Regions from separate parts of the Homo sapiens genome. Here region 1 is linked to region 2. Evidence: chromatin loops called from intact Hi-C (ENCODE). Cell type or tissue: heart right ventricle. All regions are shown on one strand. Links, peaks and the distances in the headings refer to the core of each region. The heading gives the core; the rest is flanking DNA. Region 1 overlaps PPP1R3A (protein phosphatase 1 regulatory subunit 3A). Region 2 has its middle 130 kb from the start of PPP1R3A.

Evidence for each region. A loop is a pair of places that touch in the nucleus more often than their neighbours do. Peaks named below come from ENCODE experiments on the same cell type or tissue, not always from the same donor. Only the 100,000 strongest peaks of a DNase experiment are listed, where the experiment ranks them.
Region 1: it touches region 2 in a loop (4-fold over the local background); 4 of 110 quality-filtered maps call a loop at or near these places.

The regions. Positions count from the first base shown.
Region 1 is chr7:113,889,416-113,896,137 of GRCh38, forward strand. All of the region lies in intron 1 of PPP1R3A (protein phosphatase 1 regulatory subunit 3A), which reads right to left. Among named protein-coding and RNA genes, the nearest start is that of PPP1R3A, 26 kb to the right of the region's middle. In heart right ventricle, for the core only: no CTCF peak of the experiment used is centred there; no DNase peak of the experiment used is centred there; H3K27ac peaks cover 1,130 bases.
Region 2 is chr7:113,786,382-113,793,103 of GRCh38, forward strand. No RefSeq gene overlaps it. Among named protein-coding and RNA genes, the nearest start is that of PPP1R3A, 130 kb to the right of the region's middle. In heart right ventricle, for the core only: no CTCF peak of the experiment used is centred there; a DNase peak (open chromatin) is centred at 3,810; H3K27ac peaks cover 442 bases.

The DNA of each region.
Region 1 (6,722 bases), core at 1,810-4,309, 100 kb after region 2:
AAAAGCATGGGTGAAAGAAAGAGGATAAGCTTTATTGAAGGAAACATGTTAAACTTGTAAACTCTTTAACCAAATGGGAAGTGAAAACTAGTGTTTGTTGAATGGAAAATGCCCAGATTGACATTTTTTCCTTTTTCCCTTACAATATCATTGCACAAAGGCTTGCACTATCTTTATAAGTTGCGGTAAATTTTCCCTCACTTCAAAGAAATGAGACATAATATTGAAATTTTATGTGACGACTTCTAGTAGACATTAAATAAATATGCCCTGAACATAAGAAATGAATGTTTTCCAGGCAATAGTTACACTTGTAAAATGTAGTAGCAATTTTAAATTTATAGCAATCTGTATTTATTCATTCAATGCATCATCATTTAACAAATATTTAGTGAGTACCCACCAATTGTGAAATGTTGTGCTGGATTACCAAAAAAGCAAGACGGAGTCCCTGCTCTCACAAGCTAATGGGGAGAGTGGACAAGTACATAAAGCAACAGCGCCAGGGTATGATAACTGTGTGCTCCCTGAGGAACAGAGTGGGGTAGGAATACCTTCTAGAAGGACATGGCCTGTAAGCTGAAACCTAAATAAGAAGCCTTAGCTAGAGAAAAGGAGAGAAGCAATTCCAAGCTTAAGGCATTATATGCAAAAACTTTATCAGTAAAAAAAAAAAGAATTATTCTCAACATGTCAAGTAATCCAAGATACAATTTAGTAAAAATGAAAGACTAAAAGCCCAGGGCACCAGCCAATTGGTAGTCAACTAGCTTAAGAGGCACAAATTCAAACCCAAACAGTGCCTCTCAAAATGTGGTTCACAGACCTCCTATGTGAAAATGACCTGGTACAAATGCTATTCAGGGGCCAGAAATCGGATCTACTGCATCAGCATCTCTGAGTGGGCAGTGGGAATCTGCATTTTTAACTGGAACCTCAGAGTTAGCTGAAGTGCACTAAAATTGGATCTACTGAATCAGCATCTCTGAGTGGGCAGTGGGAATCTGCATTTTTAACTGGAACCTCAGAGTTAGCTGAGGTGCACTAGTGCTTGTCTAACTACATATATTAAAAAAGAATATCTGCAGACAGACACTCAGACTCCAGGAATGTGGTACACGAAGTGCCTCTTTACATCTCAAACTTTTCCAGCAAGTTACACACAATTATGCCATAGCTCTACGCACAAAAGAATAAATGTTTGTGTATCTCATATGCACCCAGGAAAGAAGAAACACATTGTAGAATAGACCAATCATCATCTGTGACTTACAGAATAAAATAATGAAACATCAATGGGGTAGAAATTGAAGGACATTTTCAACCTATCTAATAAAATAAGTAAGCAAAAATAATTTGTGTTTCTAAGTCAGCTATTAATCATTCAAAAATGTGAGTTCTACAGACTCTTTACCTCTGAGCCCCATGCAACTTACAGAAAGATTTATTTTACTTTTTATGCCAAATTCCTCTCAGATTTGTAAGAGACCTCATACTTGGATTGTCTCATCCCATCATTTTATAGAGAAAAGAAAACTAAAGCCCAGTTAAACAATATGGCAGAAGTCATACCAACCAACTAGTGGCAAATCCATAACTAGCTCCAAGTTTCTTAGTCATTATGTTAGTGTTCTTTCCATAAAGGGTCAATATGTGGTGGAAAAAAAGCAAAAAAAAAAAAAAAAAAAAAAAAAAAAAACCCTGCATGCAAATCTCAGTATTTCCGGTTACTTAACACTTACTAACTCAATTACTCACCATTTGACTTTAGTCAAGATACTTAATCAACCTCTCTGCGCCTCATTTTTCTCTAAAATCTTGCCTACTCCTAACACAGAGTAATTATTTAGCATAGTTTCCAACACATGAAAGTGTTTAATAAATTATTATTGTTATTAGGAAATGTAGTAAATGGCACACTGATCATTAATTCTACATTATCACAAAAACCAATTTGTATGCTGCTTCTTTTACTCTGAGTTATCTATATTTTTAATGTTTACCATATTCTCTCATATCTTTAATATTCAAGGTACTTCTAAGAGTAAAATTTGCAGTCCATGATAGCATACTTGCTCAGCCATGTAAATATACCCTTATTATCAGAAGAGCACCCTTCAAAGAAAAATCATTAGATCTTCAGTGACAGTAACCTTTTATTTAAAAGTATCCTCTCTAAATACAACGTACACTGGCATGATAATTTGCACCTTCTTTCATTACCCAATTGATTTATTCAGTGCCAGGATTTAGACACCATGTTAATATTACTGCAGTTTCTGGATATGTTGCACTTTTGCTTTTGGAATTATAATTAATTTTAACACTGTCAAAATGTAGTCATTTTTAGTATAATAATATGGTTTTTCCAAAGGTCCTATAATGCCATTGTGCTAAAACCCCATATGTCTCTTAAAAAACGAGCAAAACCTCTTAAAGATCTATGCCACAAAGTCTAAGTCTGATGTGATGGAATTACCCAACCAGTTAAGGTGAATGGCAGGATTAGGTTGTAAGCAGCAAAGTCTAACTCTGCTCTAAGAGGAATGAAAATGTTGGCATGAAAAGGGATCATTGCCAAAGTGAGTCATGAATATTGTATTTGTGTCTCCTTAACACTCAGCCTGAAAGTGCTCAGAATTTTCTAAACAGGACCAAACTTGGAATTCTTGGGCATCACCTCTCACTCTATGATAAACAGCTAAAAAGTAAATGTGAAATTACTCAAGTTCAGACCAGCCCTCTTTGTTCAAAGCTTGTGATCTCATTTCTTTTGCTCTCCTTCTCTCCACAAAAGAAAGGAAAATAAATGACCTTTAAAATCAGAAATATGAGCCTCCTTTGAGATTTTTTAAAAAGTCACTCAAGAGTAGTATGTCATTGGCACTAAGTGGACACATACAGAAATGTCGAACAGGTTTTCCAAGGGTAAATAATTATATAGTGTATTGTGGACTGTTTCTTTTCATAATGTTATGTTGCAGCTTCTCTAAAAATTGACTTTCTAGAATTCTGCCATTTCATAGCCACTCATATATTGAAGAAAGGAAGAAAGTAAAGACTTATACTTAACAATAGGCAAAATTCATAATACATTAGCCAACTACTACAGCTTAATATATTTTCCTTTGGTGTTACAGTACTGGCTAGTCTTCTCTTGATCAGGAATAAAACCAAAAGTGGAAGAGGAACATTTGATTAAAAGAGGGATCAGTGTCTAATTGTGAAGAGAAGCGCCTGAGGAAAAACAAATTTAAGGAACTATGCAGAAGGAATTAAGGATGAAAAGATGCATTAGGTTCAGTTTCTTGATGATAATGCCAGAAATGAAAACGAAATGAATACAGTTTGGCATGATTAACAGGCATTGAAAGAAGCAAAAAATAATCTCAAGAGAAACAGTGAGAATTTAAAAAATGTCTTTATATTCTTCTATGCTGAATCTGGGGACTAATAACTGACACAGTAAGGCACATCGTTTTGTTTTGGTTTTGACCGACACATTGTTTTTTTGTGGGCATCACATTTCTTATGTGTAAAGTGAAAGCTCTGGATTAGATTAGAAGGCCACAAATACAATACACTCATGCTGACCTTTCTCTCTAACACTCATGGCAAGCTCTGATAACAGATAAAGGGACTTCCTTGCTGCGGTCATATTGAGCCCCACTACCTTTCTTTTACACAGCCAGGCAGCCACTACCCATCAACCCCTTCATTGCTCAAAATGGAACCAATTTCACTTCTCAGCTTTAATATTAAATAACATGCCTTGCAGTTTAAGAGCTCTACATCTGTATAACTTAAAGGAGTATTCTGAGTATCATTTAGAGGTATTTAATTGAAAAAATTCTTAATATTTTTCAAAAACAAAAATGCTGGTAGAATCAATAGAAATAACTGCTTACCTAAAATTGCAATATAGCCAAGGATAAATTGTCAATTAAATCATAAGATCAGTATTATTAATTTAAATTTAATACCACAGAAATCTCACCTGCATAGCTTGTGAGCTAGTCTTATATTATTTCTACTACATGTAATGGAATGGTTTATTTCCATGATATTTTATTTATGGCAAAGAAAACCTTTTCAAAAGTAAAACATTACCAGTATCTATAATTGATTAAGAAAAATACATCGAATATACCTATTATATAAGCTAATTTATTAATTTTAAAATGTGACTATAAACCATGGAAAACCACAAGTCCATTGGGGAAACTGTACTAAACTGCTCAAGCATTCAAGTAACTTAGAACATACCAATATGTTTGTGACCAGATTGTTTCATTGAATTATCTTCATCTTTGCATAAAACTGAGTTGTTGCATTTCTAAAAATCTTCTCTATTTCAATATCTAAGTTAGAACATTGCCCAGTACCTCGGAGCTTGATCTTACTGAAAACAAGAGGTACTTTGCCTTATTGATCCAGGAAATTTCAACAGCAGACAGAAAAGCAACTGAAAAACAATCTTATTGGAGAATTCTTTGCTAAATCTCTCTTCAAAAGTTTCTTCATTTTTTTAACTCTTCAGTTCCTACCAAGGATAACAGGTCGAAATTTGCTTTGTTGTGACAAAGTGGTAGGTGGTGGTGTTTTTTTCTAGCTCACCCCAAAGGAAATAGGGAGAAAAGACATTTTAGACTTAATTCTCTGATTGGATTGGGCACCATGTGCAATTCTGTAGAGCTGTGTACTCTCCAAAGAGGCACTCAATTGTCAGGATCTAATGCATAACTAAGTAGAATCTGGGAGGTCCAAGTGCGAACCAAAAAACATTTAGGTTGCTTTGGAATGAGATATAATTACAAGCAGCATTCATAAATTGTAAGCTGAAGAAGACTTACAGATAAAGCTGGCCCAAAGAACTCCATTACAACCTGCCAATCATATTCAATCGAGAGAAAAATACAAATGTTTTTCAGCTATGGATACTGGAACAACTGAATATACTTCAGAGAGATACCATTAACAAAAAACTCAAAGTTATTGGCCTAAAGTCCTTATTTTACCTGCGTTCTTAAACAATAGTCACCCTTGGAACAGGTGGGTAGCAAGAAAGTAGTGATTGTCCAGCTGAGAGTCTTGCCACCTCAGAAGTCTTATCTCCACAATTCTGTCTCCACAATTTCCTCACAACGTAAGTGCTGACAGCTTTATACTACCTACAGCCTTCAAAAATAATCAGTGTATTGTCATGTGTGTTTTTTTTCCTAGGGATACTAAATTTCAGGCATTATTTTCTTTATAAAGATGCTAATTTTTTGTGATTGTATAAAAAATCATTATTAGAGTCATGACCACTGAGTTAACTAATTCCATTTCAACAAAACCTGTTTCCTCCACGGAATCTACAGCAAACTTCACCTAAGTCACCTGATTTGTTAAATATTGAGCTCTAACCTCCAAACTCTATAGTATTTGAATTAACATATTATTTTGAAAACTGTTGTTAAGAAAAGGTGATCTTAAATGTAAACCAATATTCTCAGTATATGTTTGGAAGAGTTTGGAGAAGGAATGAATACAGGAGGACATGAGACTTCCGAACTTTGAAATCAAATCATTCAGAAGTGACAGCCCTCAGGAGAGGAATATCTTACCCAATAGGGTGGCAGGTGTGAGCTCACAGCATCAAACTGCAGCCACTCACCTGAGCATGTGTGGCCTCTAATGTTCCCCAAGATGGGATGTTTTCATGTGGTTTATTTTTTAAAGAGAACAAAGTACCAAACTTCAACTTTTTTTCCCAGCTTCTATCTCATTCCTGGCTCTTGACAAAGAATTTCAAATGTGTGTCAATAGCCCTCCCATTATCTGGAGAGTAAATCATGTGAAATGATGCATAACTCAATAAAAATACTGGAAAAGCAATGCTTCAATATGTTTTATGGTAAATCATAGATTTTACATTTGTTAAAAAAAACACCAGATATCTTAAATAATTTGGACTAATAAAATTAAAGCATGCCAAAGCAAGTTAGAATGTTAAAAGTAGCCACAACAATGAAGTGAATATCTTATTTAAATATTAACTTTAGAAGCTATGAAGTCATTTTTTAGATCCTGGGCACATTTCTGGATTGCTATGCAATCAAATATATGTCTAGTATTTACTCTATGTTTTTGTTTGTATTATCAGTTACTGCTTTATAGTTTTTATAAGTGGTTAGATGCCTCTATGATATGAAATCTGTTGGAATTTATATCTATTTTCAAGCAATTCCATTTTACAAACATATTTTCAAATTATTCTACTTATGCTAATCATGCCATAAATTAATGTATCAGGGAAAACAGAAATACAGTAAATTGGGTTAGTTTGCATTAAAATCCAAACAAGAACCCTATTATTAAACTGGATTTGTATTTAACAGCATTTGAAAAGTTTTCTACGCAGATTCAGTAAGTCTTAAAGCATTATTTCTAAATTTAATGCTTTGATGAACTTACGTCACACATTAAAATCATCTTAATGCACCTTTTTGTCAATTCTTCACAATAGTATTACAAAAGGAAGAGAAGAGAGGATATATTTATAAAGCAAATGAAAAAGAACTCAATGGAAGCCTATTAGGCTACCTGTTGATGAGCGTATAAGAGAGTCATTAATATGCGGATCATTGACATGATAGGCCATAATGACGCCTCCAGGGACTATCAGTCTATTGTGTCAGAGACTAGTTGGGGATTCATTACGTGCAGACGCGTGACTT
Region 2 (6,722 bases), core at 2,583-5,082:
TAAGAGTACAAAACATTCCTAAATATTTGTGCATCTAATAACAGAGTTATGAAAGCTATGAACAAGAAAAGATACAACAACTGATAAAACTGCAAGAAGACATAGACAAATCCATGACACAGGACAAAGATTTGAATACCACATTCTCAATAAATAATTAATGGAACAAGTGGACAGAAAAATCAGTATGGATATAGAAGACTTGAAAAACATCGTCAACGAATTTGACCTTTGCCTGACATTTGTAGAACATTTCTCCCAACAACAGCAGAATTCACATTCTTTTTAAGTGCACATAGAACACTTACCCAGATAGACCATAATATGCACCATGAAACAAGTTTCAATAAATTTTAAATTATTCAAGTCAGACAAAGTATGTTCTCTGACCATTATAATCACAGATCAATTGTTCTCTGACCATTATGATCAGAGAACAATTATTAGCAGAAAGATCTCTTTAAATTTCCAAAGATATGGAAACTTCTTTGGATAAAGAAGAAATAAAAAATAAAATTAGAAAGCATTTTAAATTAAACAATGAAAAACACAGCAGGCCAAAATTTGTGAGAGGCTGCCAAAACAGTGCTTAATAGCACTAACAAGTTTTCTGTGCTAAACACACAGATTAGAAAAGAAGAATGGTCTCAAATCAATATCCTCAGCTTTTAGCTTAAAAAAGCTACAAAGAGAAAATAAAACCAAAGCCAAAGTAAGCAAAAGAAAAGAAATAATAAAGATCAGAACAGAAATAAATGAAAAATAAAACAGAAAAACCACAGAGGAAATTAATACAAACAAAAGCTGGCCCTCTAAGCATAGCAATAAAATGGATAAACTTTAATTCAAGCTGATCAGAAATAAAAGAGAAATCACAAATTACAAATATCAGGAATGAGAGAGATGACATCACCACAGAATCTACAGATATTTAAAAGGTAAAAATAAATTATTGCGAATAACTTTATTCCAGTAAATTAGACAACTTTGTTGAAATGAACCAGTTCCTTAAAAAACACAAACTACTAAAGCTCATTCAAAAGGCAATATATAACCCGAATATTTCTATATCTACCAAAGAAACTTAATTTTTAGTTAAAAATCTTTGCATAGAGAAACACCTGGTCAAATGGTTTTTTGTTTGTGTGTTTGTTTGTTTGTTTTGATTGCATCTCACTGTGTCACCCAGGCTGGAGTACAGTGGCATCGTCTCGGCTCACTGCAAACTCTGCCTCCCCGGTTCACGCCATTCTCCTGCCTCAGCCTCTGGAGTAGCTGGCACTACAGACGCCCGCCACCACGCCTGGGCATTTTTTGTATTTTTAGTAGAGACGGGGTTTCACCATGTTAGCCAGGATGGTCTCAATCTCCTGACCTTGTGATCCGCCAGCCTCGGCCTCCAAAAGTGCTGGGATTACAGGCGTGAGTCACCACGCCCGACCCTCAGATGGGTTTTATGGGTGAATTCTAACAAATATTTAAAGGAAAAAAAATGGTATCAGTTCTAAATAAACCCTTCTAGACCTAATATTCTAGTCTTGACAACATAAGATATAACTTACTAAATGAATGATCACCTACCAGGTACTCTGCTAACATTATTTTACTTAGTACTCACAAGAAACCTAAAATGTGGATGACCATCATTTCACAAGTAACAAAAATCAGGTCTAAGGGATTAATTAATTTATCCACCTTCCTAGGATGTGGGTAAGGAAGTGACAAAGCAAGGATTTTATAATTCATATATCCATAATCTTTTCATTATTCCCTAGTGAATCTCCTGTAACTCCTGAAATATATTTTTGAATATTTCTTTGCATTTTTACATATTGCTGCCTCTGTATGGAATGCATTTCTTCCCTTCTTCACTTGGTAAACTTTTATTCAACCTTTAAGTCTCAGCATGTCTCTGGAACATGTATTCTCAGGCACTACTGGTATCAGTGTAAACTGTAAACTTTCTGGATAAAAATTTGAAAAAAATTAATCATAATTCTAAATTTTTTTTCTATAAGAAGATTCACATGTATAAATTTATCCTCAAAAAACCAAATTGAACTAGCATATAAAGGGCATATAGAAAAATGATTATTATAGCACTAATATTTTATAATGCTTTCCAGCAACATGGTGAACTGAGTGAACCCAGAAGTCCCTCTTCCCATACATATGTAGACGTACTAGACAAAATAAAACAAAAATACATAAATCATAGCCAAGCATTAAAAAAGAGGAAAAGGAAAGAATAAAAGAATGGAAAAATCCTTACTTCTGAAAAATGAAGAGAACAATCAAAGCTGTAGATATATAACTGATGCCATGACAGGAGACTAGGGTATCAGACACGACACAGTTCTGAAGCTCTGGGAAATGAATTATTACTACTCATATGGGAATAGAAAAGTACCCTTAAACCAGTTCATGAAGAGTAGTTGAGACTGACTGTCCTGGAAATGCCTCACAGCCTTGAAGGATGCCACACTGATGTAAAGGGGAGTTGAAAACAGAGTCACAAGAGCCAAAGAAAGTTGTGGGACAGGTGTGTAGTTCATGCCTGTAAACCCAACACTTTGGGAGGTCGAGGTGGGAGAATTGTTTGAGGCCAGAAGTGCGAGACCAGCCCAGGCAACACATAGTGAGACCCCATTTATGCAAAATATTTTTTTAAAAAATTAGTCAGTCATGGTGACATGCCTCTACAGTCCTAGCTACTAAGGAGGCTAAGGTGGCAGGATAGCTTAAGCACAGGAATTAGAGGCTGCAGTGAGCTGTGATCATGCCACTGCACTCCAGCTTGGGCAACAGAGTGAGACCTTGTCTCAACAAAGAAAGAAAGTTGCAAAGTATCTTGCTGAGTGCTACATTTTAAAATGATTGAAAAAAGACATAAACAAATGATAATAAATATTAAGCTAGAAAGAAGGAAAGAACAGGAAAATTGATAAAGAACTAAACAGAACTTTTAAAAATGGAAATATTTTCCATAATATTAAAAATAAAATAGATGGGTTAAACCAATTCATAATAAAATTCCTAGAAACCTGAGAATAGAGCAAGAGCTTCTTAACCAAATAAAGTGCATCTGCCAAAAATCTATAGCAAATTTAAGTTGGCAGTGGTTAATGTAGTGGGAAATACCAGTTGCAAACCTGAGCTCATGATCAAGAATTACAAATATTTGAGAAGCAACAACACTGTGAAGGAGGGAGCAATAAGATTACCTATTTGCATGTAAACCTGTATTTTATTAACCCTGATCCATTATGCTTACAACCCTTTACATAGAACCCTCAGTTTCCAGCCAGTATGAGCTTAGGAGGAGATGATGGACAATGGGAACAGAAAGTGTGGTGAGGAAAGTCATGATTGGCCTGAGCTTCCTTACAAGACCTGGTAGCCCTTAGCACAGGCTTTTGAGAAAGTAAACCTGGGTTTTCCATTTATATCCATGTGATCTTGACAAACTCACTTTAATTTTCTAAGCCCAAATTTCATAATCTATAAAGTAGGGATCATGATAATAGTACCTACTTTAGAATTGGTTTATAAGAACTAAATAAAACAATGTATGTGTAACATCTAGCAAGGTGCCAGGTAACTTTAATAAAGTTTAGATGCTGCACTGTCACTATCATCCTTACTATAATTGCCCGCTCCCCAAGGTGGTGCCTCCCTGCAGCAGGATTGTGGAGTTTGCAGATACATTCTCTTTGGCAGCCATTACGGGAAGTCTGCAGAAATGTGTGGCCCTCTCTGTCCACTACACAGCCTTATTGACTCCACGATTAACTGCATGCCAGTTGCTGATAACACTGGACCTCATGACTCTGCCAATTGTCACAAGTAGAGCCTGCCAATGTCACTCAAGTTACTGTCCAGCAGCTGCCAACACTACTCGCATGTATTTGTGCAGGCCTCCTTCTAAATCTCTACCAGAAGTACTCTTCTCACTATGCTGTTTTCAGGAAGTCTTTCTCTTTTGTGTTTTTAATAATGCCATAGCTTTTTTATTAGAGCCTGTCTCCCTCCAACCCCCAATAAGAATGGCAAACAAGAAAATGTCTTTCTATACCCATTGCTCAGAATCCAGCAAAGGAGATGGGCATAATAACAACAGGCTCTATATAACATGATAAGTTTCACTGGCTATCATCTTTTTTCCTTCTCTTTCCCTTCTTGAATGGTATTTATGTTTTTGTGTTTCAAGTCTGCTTGTTAGAACCCTAGTTCAGACAATAGGCTTCGTTGTCTCGTTGGGCGTCTTGTCTGCCAATTCTCCTTCCTTCTAATCCAACATGTCATTTCTAGATTAACCTTTCCAATGAATTGCTTTAATCACATCAGATACTTACATTAAAATTTTTTTTTAGTCTATTTACTTTGTTTCTTATAAGTCCTCTTTCTTGAGGACCTGGGAGAAGATCTTTGGAGGCCAGGTCCAAAGACAATTTAGGTACACAATCACCCCTGCTGAGACGACTCATGTGCTGAAAAGTAGCCCAGCTCCTTACTGTCTGTATCTCAGGATGAGCTCCCCATCTGCTAGGAACACCCCCTGGAATTTGAGAGAGTGCGTTTCTTACCATCCTACCTTCACCTTATTTTTGACATTTGTAGACACATTAAGGAGATGGACCTCTCTGTCTTCTGCTGACTATTGCCCATCAACTTAGGTCCCAGGCCAGCTGACTTGAGAAGGACTGCACAGTGTCAGTCTGAAACTCAGGATTGTGGGCACACTCCTCAATTTACAACTGAAATTGGAAGGTTCCTATCTCTAGCAAGCACATTCCTCCAGACATATAGCCCAAGACCTATGTCCATTTGTTCTGCTTATCAATCTATTGTCTCTTAGCTCCAAATCCACTCATCTATACTTGGCTTTGCAACACTAGTGATGCAACTCTGCAAAGCAAATTTCAGCATTTCACCTCCATAGTTAACATTTCTGTTAGACTCTGACAATAGGGGACACTAGAGGGATTCTGCTAGAAGAAAGGAGGAGGAAGAGCCTTGATATCTCCTGTTTTGCTTCTTGCCTCCTTACTGTTCCTCTGAGCATCATGATAGCAATGACTCTTCATCCCAGCAGTAGCAATTCCTTTCTGCAAAAGCAGATAAATCAGTTTTGCAGAGTTTTGAACACTTGCAAAACTAGCTCCCTCATGACCTCCCCACTATCACCATGAGACAAACACACTAGTGGTCTGGCATCCACTTCTTGGAAGTCTGGATCCCAGACTCATGGGATCTCAGACTCCTCTGTAGTCTGAGTTTCAACTCTACAGAACCCCTCTGCTAAGTCTTAACAATTTTAACCATTTCCCTTTTTCTCCTTTAGGAACTCATCCTGTAGTTGCTGGCTCAGTGACACCCTAGAGTTCCCTTTTACCCTATAGATTACCTAGTTAACAAATTTCTGACTACATCCTTACAGATACAGCATCATTAGACTATTGGTCTGGCAATTCTTTTTGCTGCCTCCCAACTTCTCCATTAAATGTAGAGGTGAGCGTGCGCAGGGTAGGAGTGGGATGGTAGGGGGCATAGCCTTTGTAACCTCAGGGTTTCACTTAATCATTCTCAGCCCTCCAGTACTGTTTAACCAACACTCTAAATTAAAATTTGTCTGTTAAATGAACTATAATAAAATATTTCTGTTTTCCTATCTGGATTCTGACTGATATAGTCATATTCTTGGTATTAAGTAATGTCACTGTAATTACCACTGTTAATTGGACAGAGGATGAACACCTGTTCCAAAGAGCCCAGACCACAAAGTCAAATTGCCTGGCTCCATATCCCAAGCCTAACCCCTGCTAGCTGTGTAAAATTGTTACATAACCTTTCTGTGCTTCTTTCTTTCTTTTTCTTTTTTTGTCTTTTTTTTTTTTTTTTCTGAGACAGAGTCTCGCTCTGTTGTCCAGCCTGGAGTGCAGTAGCGAGATCTCGGCTCACTGCAAGCTCCGCCTCCCAGATTCACACCATTCTCCTGCCTCGGCCTCCCCAGTAGCTGGGACTACAGGTGCCAACCACCATCACGCCCGGCTAATTTTTTGTAGTTTTAGTAGAGACAGGGTTTCATCATGTTAGTCAGGATGGTCTCGATCTCCTGAACTCATGATCCGCCTGCCCCAGCCTCTATTTCATTTCTTAAATAGACAAATAATACTTTATAAGGTTGTTGTGAAAATTAAATGAATTGATACATGTGAGATACTTAGAATAATAAGTATTATCCATTATTTTTATTAAAGTATTTCTTTTTCAAGAATTTGAAATACTTTTCAAAATCACTTAATTAGTAGTAGAATATGCAAAAGAAGGCTAGAGAATGAGAGAAAACCAGAAAGAAGTTGAGTAAATACTGTAGTTAGTGTTGGATAACTAGATTTCTCTCAGAGCACTAGAACTATAATATCCTGAAAGAAAATGAAATCTGTTACCCAACACATGTCTCTGCACTTGTCCTATCTTCAAATAACTTACAATCAATTATAACACAGCTTGATAAATGCTAAAACAGAAAACTGTAAAATTGTATAGGGTCATGGAAGAAAGGCTGGAGATGATTCCCTGGAGACAGGATGTAAAAAGGGAAACAATGAAGAAAGGAGACAGAGCATATGCAAAAAGAATGCTCAAGAGAGAGTGCAGTATTTAAAATACATGTAAACAGTTATCCTGCACCACAGGATATGTGTAGAATGTGGGAGAAA